2 separate regions of the Mus musculus genome follow, and region 1 is linked to region 2. Evidence: chromatin loops called from intact Hi-C (ENCODE). Cell type or tissue: gastrocnemius. All regions are shown on one strand. Each heading gives the region's core, and the rest is flanking DNA. Links, peaks and the distances in the headings are about the cores only.

The links. Peaks named below come from ENCODE experiments on the same cell type or tissue, not always from the same donor. Only the 100,000 strongest peaks of a DNase experiment are listed, where the experiment ranks them.
Region 1: it touches region 2 in a loop (4-fold over the local background); 18 of 42 quality-filtered maps call a loop at or near these places.

What each region holds. Positions count from the first base shown.
Region 1 is chr5:144,095,634-144,103,962 of GRCm38, forward strand. It overlaps Lmtk2 (lemur tyrosine kinase 2), which reads left to right and starts at 4,728. Exons shown (of 14, transcript NM_001081109.2): 1 at 4,728-5,143. The coding sequence starts at 5,041. In gastrocnemius, for the core only: a CTCF peak has its summit at 4,599 (motif pointing right); DNase peaks (open chromatin) are centred at 4,165 and 4,685; H3K4me3 peaks cover 1,791 bases; H3K27ac peaks cover 1,222 bases.
Region 2 is chr5:144,149,613-144,157,941 of GRCm38, forward strand. It overlaps Lmtk2 (lemur tyrosine kinase 2), which reads left to right. Exons shown (of 14, transcript NM_001081109.2): 7 at 7,249-7,382. Among named protein-coding and RNA genes, the nearest start is that of Bhlha15, 37 kb to the right of the region's middle. In gastrocnemius, for the core only: a CTCF peak has its summit at 5,141 (motif pointing left); a DNase peak (open chromatin) is centred at 5,121; H3K27ac peaks cover 891 bases.

The DNA of each region.
Region 1 (8,329 bases), core at 73-8,072, 54 kb before region 2:
AGTCACATGACGATCTGCTCTTGAGTCACAAGCCCTAGACAGGATGCAGAAAGAAGGCAAGGTTTTCACAGAGACGCATTTGCACGGATAGCCAGCAAAGCAGCTGAAAGATCCAGCTAAATACCAAGCAGGACGAGGCTGGCAGAGGACTAGCAATTGTGATGGACTTTAACCTACTTGGTCTCCCAATAGGCCCCAAGCTGGATTAAAGTACTTCAATAGCAAGCAGGATTCAAGTTAGAGAAGCCAGGGACAGTCTATAAGAACCTTATGGAGGTGTCGCCTGAGAGGCAGTTTAGTGGCCAGAGTGATGGCTGCTCTTCAGATGATTGGGTTCAATTCCTGGCACTGGTATATTGGCTGATAGTCATCTGTAAGTCCAGTTCTGGGGATCCAGGGCTTTCTTTTGGCCTCCTTGGGTCTTGCACACATGCGGTACAGAGAGGTACATGTGGTCTGGCTCTGCCTGTGAGTGCCCTGCCATTGTGTATCTTGTATTTGTTCAGTTATTTTGTTGGTGTTTTTGGAGACGGGGTTTTTGCTATGTAGTCCAGGCTGGCCCCACTTCCTGAGTTCTGAGATTACAGGTGTGTACATCAATACCAGTCCTATGTATTGTATTGGAGGACCCCAGGGCTTTGTGCATGCTGGGTAAATTCTCTGCCAACTAAGCTACACCCCCAGCAGCAGCATCTTCTTAAGCTAACCCAGATGGATCGTCATAAACAACTGGACAATTTCTAGAGTTTTGAAGAAGTTCATTTTGACTACTAAAAGTTTTATTGTTTTATTATATATGTTGGGGGTCCAGGAATTGCCCCACAAACTACATGGACACCATTCTCAGACAGGGATGGTATATTCAACACACACCTAAAGACTGATGGACCAGAGCAACAGCTCAGGATCAATAGTTCAAAGCTGTGCACTGGACATTTCTCAGGGCTATCTTATAAAGGCTAAAACCACAAAAGCCACAATGAGCTCATTCGCAGATGCTGGAAGTGCAGCCCAGTGGTTAGCCCCGACTCAAGTCATTTTAGACATAACAGCTCATATTGACCTCTAATTTGATGGGTCCCACATGACGCTTACAGTTGTGAGATTTCTTAAGATAAACCTCAGAACATACAGAACATAACAGGGTATGTGCTCAGCATGACCCTGCTCTGAGTCAAGTTATTTTTCCGTGTCAGTGACTGGCAGGCATATTACAGCAACTGTATGAAATAGCTGGTGGGCATGAAACAACATGGCTACAGCTATGCTGTGGGCGGGGCAGGAGTCAACAGTGTACACGGGGACCTTTCCATAGCATAATCGGCAGCCCACGCTTTCCCTGCTGAGCCACGGTTTTCATAGTGCTGTGTTGCTTTCCATTTTAGAAAGACTTCCCTCTACTGTCTTTGGGTTTTCTTTGTTTGTTGGTTTGAAGACAGGGCTCCTCTGTGTAGCTCTCTCTGGCTGTTCTGGAACTTGCTCTGTTTATCAGACCTGCCTTGAGCTCAGAGATCTGCCTGCCTCTGCTTCTCAGGTGCTGAGATTAAAGACATGCACCACCACCATCCAGCTCTTTGTTTTGAAAGGTTTACTCAATTGTATATTTATATGTTGTTTGGGGGGCGGGTTAGTTGTTTAGGACGAGGTTTTCATGGAACTCAGACTGTCTTTGAACTCCTGATCCTTCGCTACTACTTCCTAGTGCTGGGGTGACAGAGGTGTTCCACCACATCTCTGATTCTGTTTTCCTGTGCTTAGAGGGCTGGAGATAGAGCTCAGTTGGTAAAGTGCAGACCTCACATTCATGAAGCACTGGGCTTGCTTGCACTCCAGTACTACAGATCCTAGGCTTAGTGACATGTCTGAAATCCAACCACTTAGGAGGAAGAAACAGGGGTATCAGAAGTTCAAAGTCATCTTTTGCTCTGTACTGAGTTCACAGCCAGCCTACGACAACATGAGACTCTGTCTCAAAAAGAAAGAGAAGAAGGAGGGAGAGGAAGAGCAAGAGGTGGGAGAGAGGGGCTCAGCAATTAAGAGCACTTGTCACTCCTACAGAGGACTGGGGTTCAGTTCCCAGAACCCATTTGGAGCCCTCACAACTGCCTGTAACTCTGGCTCCTGAGGATTAAATACCCTTTTCCAGTCTCCAATGGCACAGTTCAAACACAGATACAGCCATACAAGCAGGCAAAAGAAAACAAAACAAAATTCACAAAACAATCTTCTTTTCTCTTTCTTTTTTTCCTTCATTAGAAAGAATGGCTATGTTTAACTACTGGCCCACAAAATTCCTAACGATTTTACCAATGGCTTTCCTCAGGACCCTCCTGGATGCCCCATATGATGAGAGTTGAGCTCACAGGGCACCACCTCTTCATAGCTGCAACTCATCCTGTGCGAAACATATCCTTCGGCGTGCAAGCCGCTAGCAGGGCTGGCTGGCAGAACACACAATGCCAGGAGGTCGGGTGTTCTGAACGGTGGCTTGGCACTGAGGAGAACCTGGAGAAGGCTGCAGACAAGTGCAAACCGGGACAGAACCACTGACTTATAATTGATTCCGAGCCCAGGGAAATCTCAGTTTAACTTATGCTAAAAGCTGACTTCTTCTTTTTTTGTTTTTTTTGTTTTTTTGTTTTTTTGTTTTTTTTTGTTTCCTGACTCTGAGGTGAAACCTCACCAACCCAGCAAGTCTTTGTTTGTCTTGCAGATTCTCTAACTAGGAGTCTCTGAGACAAGTGCGGGGCAAAGGTAGAGGCGGTGCGGTGGGGGCTGGGGTAAAGGTTTCCATTAGACAGCCTCTGAGGAATGTGTACCTTACCCCGTGCTCCACGGGAGGGGGAAAACAGTTGTGTGTTTGTGTGTGTTTCAACTGTGGGGCTTGCTCACATAATAACAAGACCTGCTTTGTGATCGCAGAATGCCTCGTTGTTGGGGTGCATCTTAATTATGATTAATTACCAGGAGGATTATGAGGAAGGGCTTTCACTGAGCCAGCTCTGCTCCTCACAGAGCCTCTTGTCAGGTTGGAGCATGAATTCCCGGCTTCCTTGGATGCAGTGGGTAGAGCTTCCGGATGGAAGTCAACGCACAGCGGGGCAATTGTACCTCCTCTCTAGACCTTTGCCTTCCTTCCCCTCTGCCCAGAAAGATCAGCAGGAAGAGGCCGAGTTGAGCTCAAGTGTCACAGGCCGGCTACTGCTTTCCTCAGGTTTTTAGTGTGGCTTGCCTCGATCAACACCAGACATATTCCCTAGACATCCTGTGCCCCGGGCTGAGTCAGTTAGCACCACGGACAGCTAAGTGTTTACAATGGGTTTTTGGAGGGAGTTTGGAAACCAGGTGAAGCTCTGGGCTTGCAAGTTGCTAAAGTTCCACCTGATAAGATGCAAGGCAGCTCTTCAGGTGTTTTTATTCACAAATTGGACTCCCAGAGTCAGCAAAGGTGGTCTCCCCAACCCCAAGGAAGGGGCTCAGAGCTGTGTTACAGTCAAACACTTTCTCCCTTTCTATTATGTGTGCATGGATGTATGTGTTGTGTGCATGGATGTATGTGTTGTGTGCATGGATGTATGTGTTGCTTGTGTTTGCATGTGATTTGTTTATGTGTGTGCATTTTCTCCACCTGTCCCTGTGTATGTATGTGTGTGTGTGTGTGTGTGTGTGTGTGTGTGTGAAGGCCAGAAGAGTGTCTTTCCTCGGGGTCAGGGTCCACTTTTTGTTTTTGAGGCAGGGTCTCTTATTGGCCCGAAACTTACCTAGCAAGTTTGTCTGGCTTGTCAGCGAGTCCTACGAGCCATCTTTTTTTCTGCCTCTTCAGCAAGCATTGTCCACTAAGGTTAGATTTTCTTTATGTGGATTTCTTGGGGATCAAATTCAGGCCCTCAAGCTTGCAAGGCAAGCAATCTCTTCATTGCATTTGAGACATCTTCTACCTCACCTGGAAGTTGCTCCCTCCTCACACCCATCACCAACACCTAGCACAGTTCCAGTAGAGAACACCCAGGAGGAGCTCCAAGGTGACTCAAGACAGGGCTGCTGTCCTCAAGGGGTTTACAGTCACAGGAACAATAAAACATGACAGTCGGCCCAGGGCTGGGCTAGGTCGGGGCTGTGGATGCTCAGTTATTTGTGGGATTGGGGTGAAGCCATCGATGAAGTCATACATATTCCAGGTGTGTCTTGACGAATGAAAGGATGCGCATCTGCCAGGTGAACAAGAGGGGGCAGGAAGGGCTGGCTGTCTTGGCAGAGGAGCTGGCTTGAGCTCACTGCTACGTCAGTAAGTGAAGTCAGAAACATTCTGTGCTTGATCAATTAAAATTTTTAAAAATTTCAACGTTTCCTCAAGAGCTTATCTGATATGAGGGTCAGCCTAAGAAGAAGAGGCTAAGAAAGTTCTGATAAGTGAAAATGAAGAAAGTAAAACCGGGGATAAAATACCGAGAACCATGTTGGTAAAAATTAGAAAAGAAAAATAAAAAGTAGGAGAAAGAGAGACAAAAGTCCCAGATTAAATTATGTGGGTTATTATGGACTTCTTTATATCTTCCTAAAATAATTGTCGATGTTACCTGCTGCCCACGCCTCATTCCTCTGTCTGCAGGGGGCGCACCGATCGCCACCTTGCCGCCTATGGCTGAGAGGGTGGGGCTCCCGGAGTCAGTATGGATTGACGATTGGCTGGTCCAGGTGTCGGTCCCGGCATCCCGCCTCAGCTCTACGTCACATGACGCAGCCCATCATGGCGGCGGGAGCGCGGCTGCCTGGGCCCGCGGCTCCGCAGGCTGGGCGCCGTTGCTGCTGTTGAGGGGCGGCGGCGGCGGCGGTGGCGGCGCTGACGGGCGGGAAGGATGATGCTGGCTCCGAGGCCAGAGCGGCGGATGCAGACCAGGAACAAGGTTGACGTTTGGCTAAAGAGACGTGTGTCCCGAAGCAGCCGGCGCCGGTGTCGCTGAGGCGGCGCGGAGGGCTGACCGACTGACTGAAGGCGGCGACCCGAGAGCCGGCCCCGTGGGGGACCGCGCGGTGGACGAGATGCCGGGGCCGCCGGCGTCGCCGCCGCCGCCGATGCTCCTGCTGCTCCTGCTCCTGACGGTCGGCTGTGCCCGGGCCGCGCCACTTCCGCAAACAGGTGCAGGTGAGCGGAGCCCGGGGGCTGCGGGGCCGCTGCGTCTTGCGGGGCGGCGGCGAGGGCGGCGGGCTTGCGGGGTTGGGCCACCTCTGCGGCGGATCGGAGGCCTGCCGAGGGCAGGAGGCCGCGGGATGCCCGCGATCTCAGGGAGATTTCTTGCCGCAGGGGCGTGGGATGGGGGGCGGGGGCGCGGCGACACGGTGGGGGTTGGGGAAGACGGCGGGGCGAGGTGGCAGCGATGGGTTCCCCTACCTCCCGGGGGACTCTTTTTCCCGGACTCTTAAACTTGTTGCCCTAAAGGTACCTCCAGCTTCTGTCCTCGACACTTCCTTTTTTTTTTTTTTCTTCTTCCAGATGTCACCTGCCTCTGGTGGCTTTTCTCCCGTCTTATTATAAGAACCGTTTCTTATTTCTCGTCATTCCTTAAATGAAACCAATGACTCGCGGAAGCTGTGCAGTTTCCTTGGCTCACCGAAACTTGTTCTAAAGTTGTAAATTGATTTTAGATGCTGTGGTTGTTGGGCTATTGGTTTATTTATCTGTTTATTTATTTATTTTTTCGGAATGAGTCGCTGGGGATGAGAAAGGAACAAACGATACATAATTTTGTTTTAGGAAGCTAGTGACTGGAGTAGCATAGCAGCTTTTGCGTATCCACTGACAAATTGGCCTGAGGGTAATTGAACTATTTCAGCGAGTGATTCTCTTTTCAAGCTCTCAGCCCTTCTGTATTTTCTGCATATAGTTTTGATTTGGAGTTTATAAATAAAACTTCAGCCAAAGAAACCATCTCAGAAATTTTAAGAAAAAAAAACAAATCTAGGCTAACTTTCCATCATTACGGCTTTCTTTCTTTCTTTCTTTTTTTTTTTCAACGAAGGGGGAGGTATTGACATTTCAAAGAACTTTAGAGGTTGGAAGAAAGCTTAAAGATAATTTAGTCCAATTTCTTCATCTTTTGCTTTGAGGATCCTGGAACCCTGGTGATCAAAAGATATACTCAAGGTGACACAGCCAAGTTGTAGTTAGATTCAAACTTAGGTCTTTGATTCACCTTGTCTTGTGATTCTACACCCACCTCCCAGTTTACTTAAAGTCTTAACTGTCTCTGGAACGCACCTGAGGTCAAGGTTTAAGGGCAGAACTGCCTCCGGTCAATATGGGAGTTTCAAAAAAATCTACAATGAAAGAGGTGTAATGGCTTCCAGAACTACCCTAGGTTATATGCTATTGAGTGCCCTTCAGTTGAGTATTAAGTGGTGTGCTTACACTATATAATGTAGCACTGTGTTTGTGCTATCGCCTCGGAATCAAGTCTTTTTGGTGACTTGAGTGTTCTGAGTCAGTGGATAAGATAACTGAATGTTGACAGAAGTCGATAGTCAACCAGGATGAGAGTGGACATTGCAGAAAATACCGGGGAAGCTGGGAAAGATTATATAGAAAGGTAGTGATGTTGCTATGTAAGGATATTGACATTTAAATAGAAAATTAACACTAGGTAGCACAGTGGATACAGTGTGTGTGTGTGTGTGTGTGTGTGTGTGTGTGAGAGAGAGAGAGAGAGACAAGGCGATTCCAGAAACTTCCAGTAGTTCTTGTGCCTATCAATTTTTATGCATTTTGGCATATATGTGTGTGTTTATGTATGTATGTATGTATGTATGTATATGTGTGTGTATATATATATATACACATATGCATACATATATATATACACATATATACATGTATATGTATATGTGTGTATATAATTTGTGAAAGTGTATCTGCTTATCTATCTTTCTCCCCTGCATTTTATTCTATTGCCACACCATTTTATTTTATATAGGCTGGAATTTCAGAGAGCTGAGGTTCATTGAGGTCTTGTAAAACAAAGCAACCTGAAAAACATAAACCCATGAGTTTTTGACATAAGTGAAGCCCAGGTGATTTGTGTCTTTTGCACGTTTTCCTTTCCTATTTTGATCCTTGGAGGGAGCCGTATAAACTGTGTGTAAATGATGCATTATTAAATATCAAACATGGATGTATGGAATTGTTTCTCTGTCCAAATAGCTTATTGATATTACAACTGGGATAGATTTCTCACCCCTTCCCTCTTCCTTTTTCTCCCTCTCCTTCCCTCCCCCTTTCCTCTTCTGTACTAGGGACTGAACACAAGGTTTCACACATGCACTCAACCAAGGAGATACATTTTTTTTTTTTTTTTGATCAAGGGTAAAGAAACTTTCGTGTTAGTCACATTTATTGAGCTTAGTGGTTAAAAACGAAGGCTCTACCATGAAAATATATATATATATATGTATATATATGCATATAGTAGATAAAAGAGCAGTTATAACTGGGGTGTCTGATTAGAGACCTGTATAGAACAAGGCTGGCCTTCCCAAGTAAGGATGGGCCCATTGCATAGACCCTTTTCCCCCAATATGGGCTGGTTTGTGCCAACTCAACACAACCTAGAGTCATCAAAGAGGAAGGAGCCTCAGTTGAGGAAATGCTTCCATGAGGTCTAGCTCCAAGGCATTTTCTCCATTAGTGACCAATGCGGGAGGGCCCAGCCCATTGTGGGTGGTGCCATCCTTGGGCTGGTGGTCCTGAGCTCTGTAAGAAAGCAGACTGAGCAAGCCAGGGGAAGTAAGCTGCTAAGCATCCTCCATGGCCTCTGCATCAGCTCCTGTCTCGGGATCCTGCCCTGTGTGATTTCCGGTCCTGACTTCCTTCAGTGATGAACAGCAGCTCCGCTGAATAAACCCTTTCCTCCCCAGCTTGCTTTTTGGCCATGGTGTTTTGTTGCAGTAATAGTACCTAAGACGGCCTCCTTGTTCCTATTCTTTGTAAAGGTCAGCCTGTTTAATGGTGCCTTTGAGAAAGCCGACTTTTCAGAAATGGGTTAGGTGTGTGTGTCCTGGGGGATGTACTTTAAGCCAGGTGTGGCGGTGCCTGTTATCTGAACACTCAGGAAGTGGAGGCACAGCACTCAACGCAGGAATCAGGGTCAACCTATGTAGTGATGTCACACACAGTGAGCTCCAGGCTAGCCACAGCCGCTGTCTCTCTCTCAAAATACAAAATAACAACAATAGATACAGGAGGCTTCATTTTGTGCTTGCCTGTTTACCTGAGAAACATGAGAGTTGTGACTAAAGTTCTTTTTAAATTTTTATTTATTTATGTATATGGGTGTTT
Region 2 (8,329 bases), core at 159-8,158:
CTCAGTTTTCAGAACATTAAACCTTCCTTGGCTGTGTATAGAGAAGTAAGTAGGAGTGACCCAAAATAACTCCCCACTTCATTTGGATAACATTGTGCTGCTAAAAAAGCAAGCAGGCTGCATTGTGCAGTTAGCGTTAACTCCTAAGTATGCTTTAGATATTTCTATCCTTGGTAGAGGCGGTTAAGTCTGAAGGAAAGTTGATCAGTGCGTAGCCTTAGTTGGATCCATCCTAGTTTGACCCTAAATCCCTGTGGTTTGGCTATAGCAGCAAAGACGATTCACCTTACTGTTGAGTCAGTGCACAGATGGCTAGGTTGCAGTTGGCTTTAGGGTCAATTGTTTTGTCTTGTCTCTGTAAATGGTGGCATATGTACGCGCACACTCCAATACAGGCAAACAAGCACCAGCCGGTATTCTGACCTTATTTCATGCGTGTTTTATGGGCTTTTGGGTCAATCTGTGCTTTGTTCAACTCTAGAATCCCTCTTTTGGGTAGATGTAACCCATTCATTCTTCTCTGCTTTAAGTCTCTCACAAATAGTCACGTTAGACGCTTGCTAACCTGCAATTCTAATCCGGAATGTGCCATCCACTCCAGTTATCCTCGTTACTATAGTACTTGGCAGTTTCTTTCTACCCTCTTAGATTCTCTTCCAACCCCCCTCCCAACCTTATGTTATGCAGGTGGCTGTTCTGCTTTTGTAGATAAATATTTGTCCACAACATGTATGTCTGGTGCCCACAGAAGGCCAGAAGAGGGCATAGGGTCCTTGGAACTGGAATTACAGATGGGCATGAGCGCAGTGGGTACTGGGAAGGAGCTGGAGTCCTGGAAGGGCTGGAAGCGCCTTAACTTCTGAGCCATCTCTCCAGCCCCTTCTTTTGGATTTTTTATTGATCTTGTTTCAGTTTCCCCTATCAGTTTGCATTTAGCTTCCATTTCCTAGCTGTGTGAGTTCAGAGCCAGTAAAGAACACTTGACCTGCATTCGAGGGGTCAGGCCCACTCATCAGAAGCCTCCTTCTCTGGGGCTCAGGAAATGGCTTAGTAGGTAAAAGAGTTTGCTGTAGGCACAGAAAGAACCAAGGCAAAACTCTGCAGCAGTTCCTGTCTCAGACAAGCTGGAAGGCAGGAGCTGACGCCTAAGGAAAGCTGCCTCATCCCTTGCTGTGGTTAATCTCATACCTGTTAAGTTATGGTCTCTCTGCATTTGCGTTAGGGTAAAAATCCCATTTGTCCCTGCAAGCCAGCTTTGGGCTCACTCTTCCGAGCCTAGAAAACCTCACAGGTTGGTTCTTCAGCAGCCAAGACTGGGCCCTCCCTGGATTCTGAAGTCTGGCTACCCTAAGCTCAGTTCCTGCAGAGCCTGTACTGTAGGAGAAATCAGGAGGGTCCTGAAAATGGTGCCCACCTGCACAGACTGCAGGGATGTCCCCTGGGGCCAGTAGGCCTCAGGTGTGCCTGGAACCCCTTTTCAGAGCTACATGCTTACCCATGGCCTTCCTGGAAACAGGCCATTCTTCGAGGAGGAATGTAATCCAAATGCAGGAGCCAGCCTCTCCTAAGCCACTGCAGCTACACTGTCTCTATCTGCTCTTAGGACAAGAGTCCCCGTGTGCACTGATACCATCTCCTGCGCAGACAAGCAAGAATATTTTTGCACTTAAGTAATCCATATACAGTTACCAGCCTGACTTTAGAACACTTGGAACTCTTCTGAAAGCATGTGACAACTCTGCTTTGACCAGTTTATAATGCTTGATGGTAGCTGTACTTGAGACACAATTTGAAAGATGACTACAGGGTTTCTTGTAACTTGCCATAGTGTTTACACAATGCTCTCTCAGGATACCAAGGCAGTGTAAGTGCTTCAGTTGAGGATTGCTCATCTAAGAAAAATGTACTGAATATGTGTGTGACCCTGAGAGCTGTGCTCAGTACTCAGGAAATTCCGAGATGATGGGTCTGCCCTGCCCAGTGTGCCTGCAGCCGACTCGCCTATCAGTTCAGGTAGACTCACCCACGGTTAGGGTTTAAGGTCATTATTTTATAGAAAGCATTTGGTAAATGGGGTGTGTGTGTGTGTGTGTGTGTGTGTGTGTGTTGTGTGTTTTTGGGGGTGTGCACATGTTACAGCACAAGTGGAAATTAGAGGACAACTTTCACTGTGTAGTTCTAAGAATGAAACTCAGATACTCAGGTTGGTGTCAAGCACCTTTACCCAATAAGCCATCTCGTCGGCTCACCTTCTCTGCTCAGTGTTTGCTGTCCTGGGGATGCACAGGGATCTTGAGCGCCAAAGGCGAGCCACTGAGCCACACCAGAGAGTGTCGGAGTTCAGACTAGGGTCCTGAGGGAAGCCTGGCCTGGAAGTGAACGTTACAGAGAGAGAAGCCACATTAAGTTTCCCTCATAGTGACACAGGTGCCCTGTTAGATGTAAAGTCAGTAGCTTTTACCTACATGGCACAACTTCCAGGAAGAAGAATCAGATGGAACTGGGACTATCCAGCGCACTGTGCTAGTGTGGTCGCTTGAGTGAGGTGTCCCCAGTCATTTGAGAGTTTGTTCCACAGTTGGTGAGAAGGAAGGTTGTGGCCTTGTTGGAGCAAGTCTGCCTTTCGAGGTGGACTTGGAGAATAAAAAGCCTGCGACCTTCCCAGTGTGCTTTCTCAGCTTGTGCTTGTGGTTCAAGACTCAAGCCCTTGCCTTCCGCCCTCAGCACTCAGCAGGCTGAGGCAAGAGGCTGCCTGCCTCCCCACACGGGGACATCCAGGCCAGGCTGTGTTACAAAGTAAGACCCTGTGGAAAAAGAAAAAGAAAAATACTTCCCATGGTAGCTCTCTTTGGCTATGTTTTATATACAAAGTAATAAGGTCATAAAATAAATTTATGAGTCCAATAAAAATCTGAAATTACAGATTTTCTCCTACGTTCATCATTATTAGACCATTAATGAAATGTTGGCATGGCACAGCTTGGGAATATGACTGACCTGGCTTGAACTTGGTGCACATCATTTGGAGCTTCTCCCAAAATGTGTGCCTTCTCTTGCTCAGCAAGCATACTGTGTGTCCATTATGTGTGAGGTTTAGGGACACAGCAGGGATAAGGTAAAAACCTAGCAGTGTTCACAGCTTGCTTATAGTAGAATAAACAAAGGAAAAGATTGTTTGCAAACAACAGTGTGTTTGGTGGGGTGTGGGGTGTCACAACATGGCTTATTTTTTAAACGATGAACTTAAAAGGTTATAACTTGGGGTTAGAGAGATTGTTAAACAATAAAGGATATTTGCTGCCTTTTGAGAAGACGGGGGCTTAATTCCCAGCATCCATATGACAGCCTACAGCCCTCTGTAACTCCGTTTCCCTTTCTGACCTCTGCATGCACTGCACAGACATACACGAAGGCAAAAATGCATTACACATAAAATAATAATACATTTTTTAAAAGGCTACGATTAGCAATAAAGCTCTTGCCAAGAATCTACCAGTGCGGGCCTGGGAGTATAGTTCAGAGGTAGAACACTTGCTTAGCATGAACAAGTCCTATGTTCAACTCCCAGCCCTAAAAACAACAGAAAATATGATCAGCTTTGGGGCTCAGACAAAGGCGAACATGGGATGCACTTCAGACAACACGACAGCAGTAGCCTTCCATAAATTCCAGCTGTGCCTTTACTTTGAAAACTGGCAAGACCTGGAGATCCATAGTTTGGAGGTGGGCTTAAAGACAGGATTTACTAATGGCATCTTTGATTTTTTCTGATCTGCTGAATAGTGGACATGCCATAGTTTGCATCGTTACAGGCTTTGCTCTGGATATGCGTTGCACTGGAGCTACCTCTTAGACATCCTAGGAGAAAAGCATAAGGTGTCAGGGGGCCACACGCACAGCACACGTAGCCATGGAATGCATGCAGACAGTGAGAGGACTGCTGAGCTGGTAGTGACAGCTTTACTCATCTGCATCTACTACAGACTCTAGGACTTGGGAACCCATGCTTAGTGTTACAGTAGACAGGGAGACCAAGCCTTACACAGCATACATGGCTGTGGAGTGGATACAGAGCAGTGAGAGGAGAATGGACCAGGGAAGGACCACCAGGTATCCAGTGACATGGAAAGGCATGCTGGAGACTGTGGTGCCCGGAGCCAGCTGGAGAACACTAAGGGAGTTGGCTAAGGAAGCTAGCTCAGGTAGTTATTTTGTTTAATAGCTTTTTATATTTATATATTTTGTGTGGGGCAGGGTGGGGGAAGCACATGTGTGTCCTGGGTACACACTTGGAGTTGGTTCTTTCCACCATGTTGGGTATGGAGCTCAGATTGTCAGGCTGGGTGTTGAGCCATCGTGCTGTCCCACAAAGAGGCTGAGTTTGAAGGAAGAATGAGACCTGGGGCAGATTTTTGGCTGGTGCTTGGCAGAACGGCTAGCTGTGAGGATGAGGGTTCAGCAGGTAGCTGAGTAGTGGCTGTACAGTGGCTGTTCAAGGGAAGGGGCCTGAGGATGCAGCCAGGACAGACCAGGCAGAGAGGAGTCTGCTCGGGAAGGAAGACAGGAATGGCAGTAGCAAGCCCAGCCTGGGATGAGGAGGTGGGGCAGGAGCTGCTAGCTTTTGTTGCTTTTCCTGAGAGCTGCTTCATAGTAGAGCTGAGAGAAGAGGACTTTGAGGAGAGGGGGTTTAGGTGGCCACAAGCTGATAACCCACAAGCAAGAGGCAATGCTTCAACTGGGACATACCCATTTCATGGAGGGACATACTGGGCCATATTTCATTCATGAAAGTAAGAGAGATTCAGGATCATCTGTACTTGAGTTTGAGGATAGCCTGGGCTATCTAAGAGCCTATCTCAAAACAGAACAAAGTTCTTTAAACATATTAGACATACAAATGACCTGCATTTCCAATATAAAGGTATTTACTGTTTCCATTACATTAAATGGGTTAACATTAGATTAAGTTAAAATGTATTAAAATTAATTCACTGTGCTTAGTGATCTGCCAAAATCCTGCATACAGCGCCACCGCCACCCGCCTTTTGTGTTGGAATTTAGGAGGGCTGTAAGTGGCCCACATCTAAGAAGTCCTTGCAAGGTGCTTGTCTCACTAATGCTGGGTGTAGCTCCCTGTCGCCATCTAGTGTCAGCAAATTGTCTTTCTTGGGTTTACTTGAAAAATTTAAAGCCTCGATAAAGAGAATTTCGTTTTCATTTAAAACACATTGAGGTTCTTGGTGATTTCTTATTTTTTCTATAAATAACAGACAGTACTAATTGTCCATATCTACTCGATAAGCACCTTTAAAATATAAATAAGAAAAGTTGAGCCCTGTTGACATAGTCCTGTAATCTCAGCTACTTAGTAACTGAATCAGGAGGATCACAAATTTAGATCCAGCCCAGGCGACACATGAGATATTGCCCCATAATAAAAAGGCAGGAAAGCGCTAAGATGGAGCTCAGTGGAAGACCACCTGCCAGATGTGCCAGATGTGGCCCTGGCCTCAGTTCCCGGAGTATGGTCCTACCAGTTAGTAAACTGGGAGGGATAAGCACAGTTCATTGAGACAAACTTCTTTCCTTTTTCTTTGTTTCCTCTCTCTTTGGATTCTTGTGTTCCAGGTTGGCTTCAAAGTTATTTTATTGCCAAGGATGACCTTGACTTCCTCATCCTCCTGCCTCCGCCTTTTAGGTAGCAGAGACCATTGCCGCAGTTAGCTCTTGAACAAATTTCTTGACTCTTCTAAGCCTTAGTTCTGTATCTGCAAGATACCTGAAGTTATGAGAAATGTGCACCATAGGCACACAGTGCTCAAAGGCAAGAAATGGGAGTCCTGTTACTTGGGAGGATGGGGTGAGAATTTTTGACTGGTCTGCATTACATAGTCATGCTCTTATCTCAAAACAACAAAATACGATTAATTCAAAAATAATCACTGTTATCAACAGACGCTAGGATTGTTAAAGAGAGGAGTAGAAACCAATGCATTATTGTGTACGATGAACTAACCGTGGACAGCTGCCTCTGGGTGAATATTACGAGTGCAGATCTGGTCCTGGGAGGGATCTGACAGATTTGCTCTCTTCAGTAAACTTACTGAAATGTCCAGGAGCTCCTCCACCCCCTGACTTTGTTTTCGAGTTGGATTTTAAGCTGTAAGATCTTGAGTTACTTCCTACCTTAGTAACAGATCATAAAAATCTTCAATTTGGGGCCTGGGCAAATGGCATAATCCTAGCCATAGAGAGACAGAAGGGTCACTGAAGCTAACTAGTCAGGCCAGTAAGAGACACTGTCTCAAAAACTAAGGCAGAGAATGATAGAGGAAGATGCCAGGGTTGACCTCTTGAGCACGTGTGTACACATTCCTCTCCCCAGTAGCTTTTGTTTGGATTAGATCAAATCAGTAAATATCTATTCTTATGTAAAGAGACTATAACATTATTTTCTCAAGAGCATCCCCCAAGCAGAGATGATATCTATGATATCTACCACTGCCTAGAGCAGCCATAGGGAGTAGCCAGGGAGCTGGATGCCTATGTGTCTGACTGGAGTTTGTCCCTTTTCTGCTCAGGCTGCCATCCTCTGCCTAGGCTTTTTGAGATGAATTGGTGTTCACAGGAGGCTGGCGTGTTCTTTCTCATGTTGTCCCTGGGGAAGGATGCTGAGTGAGACCTGAGTCTGTCACTAGCACTGAGTGGCTTTCCCCACCTCTTCCACTCTTGTTTTCTTTATGTAGTCTCTTCTCCATGGCTTACTCATGCATAAATGGTGGCCATGAGCTTTGTGATGAAGTACTCACTGACCATGTGTGTCCTGGAAATGGAAGTCAGATCTGAAGGGGCCTCCTCCAGTTTGTACGCTGGGGAGCAGGCAGTTTGGGGCTGTGTGTGTATGTGATCAAGGTCGCCCCTGGTGGCTACGTATTGCACTTTCTAGTCTGCTCCAGGAATTAGAAAAAGCTTCCTGCTTATTCTCCTTTAAACTTCAGGCTTCATGTTCCAATTTTTCAAAATAGTGAATAGTACCTTTTTTTAACTCTCCATATCACTTCTTCATTACCTGAAGGTTTCTAGACATCTGTACTGCACTGAGTCTACCCGTGCGTCGTTGTCAGACTGTATTTCCTTTACTGTTCTGTTCTGTATAGTTCTTCATAGTTCAGACCAGCTGCATTGCTTGTCTAGGTACTTGGTTTCTTCTGGTGCTGCACTTGACACTCGCATGCTTGTTTTTTGCAGGGTGACCTGAAGGCTTACCTGCACAATGAGCAAGAACACGTGCGGGGTGATTCACAGACCATGCTGCTACAGAGGATGGCGTGTGAGATTGCCGCAGGGCTGGCAGCCATGCACAAGCTGCACTTTCTGCACAGGTAGATCTGGCTGGGCACAGGCACGGGCACACCTCATGTCGTTGTAGTTGCTGCTTTCTGGAGAGGTTGACAGGTTTGGGAAGAGGGCTGGGGAACGGCTGGCTGTAACTTAGTTGGTAGACTGCTAACATGCCTAAAACTCCGGACTTCGGAAACTACACATAGTGGTACATAGGAGACAGGAGGATCACAAAGAAGTTAAAAGACATCCTCAACTGCAGAGTTGAGTTTAAGGCCAACCTGGGATGCATGAGAGCCTAATTCAAAAACACCAACCAAAAACAAAGGCAGGAAGAGTGGAAGACGGAAGGAGGAAACCAGAGACTAGGTTGTATCGTGAGTGCTCTGCTTTAGACATGGTGGTGAAGACAGAGTTGGGCTGGAGTTAAACCAATGCTGAGGAGTGGAATGAATGCAGCCTGAAGTCTGGGGAATCCCTGAGGAATGTGCAGCGGTGTAGGAAGTGCACAAGCCTCAGGGTAGGGAGGGAATGTCGCTGGCTCTCTCCTGACCTCTGGCTCTGAGCTTCTACTCCGTAAGCTTTAGGCTGGGGTCCTGTCAGGTGCTCCCCGTCACAGCCCCGAGGAAGAGGTGCTGGAAGCAACAGTCTTTTTTCTTTCTGTAGGTGGCCTTGGTTTCTGGCCAGCTAGCAAGTTGGCTTAAGAGTGTCAGGTCTGAAGGGCCTCCTCTGCTTTGCACGCTGGAGTTCAGGCAGTTTGGGGCTGTGTGTGTATGTGATCAGGGCCGCCCCTGGGGGTTGCACAGTTTACTTTGTAGTCTGCTCCATGAATTAGAAAAAGCTTCCTGCTTCAGGCTTTCAAGTTCCAAATTTTCAAAATAGAATTATTTTGGAATAGAGTCAAGAACACCATTCCAGAAGAGGGAGTCAGATATCTTTCTTTCTCACTCTCTGTCTTCAGTGAGAATTGCCTTTGATGCAGGCACTC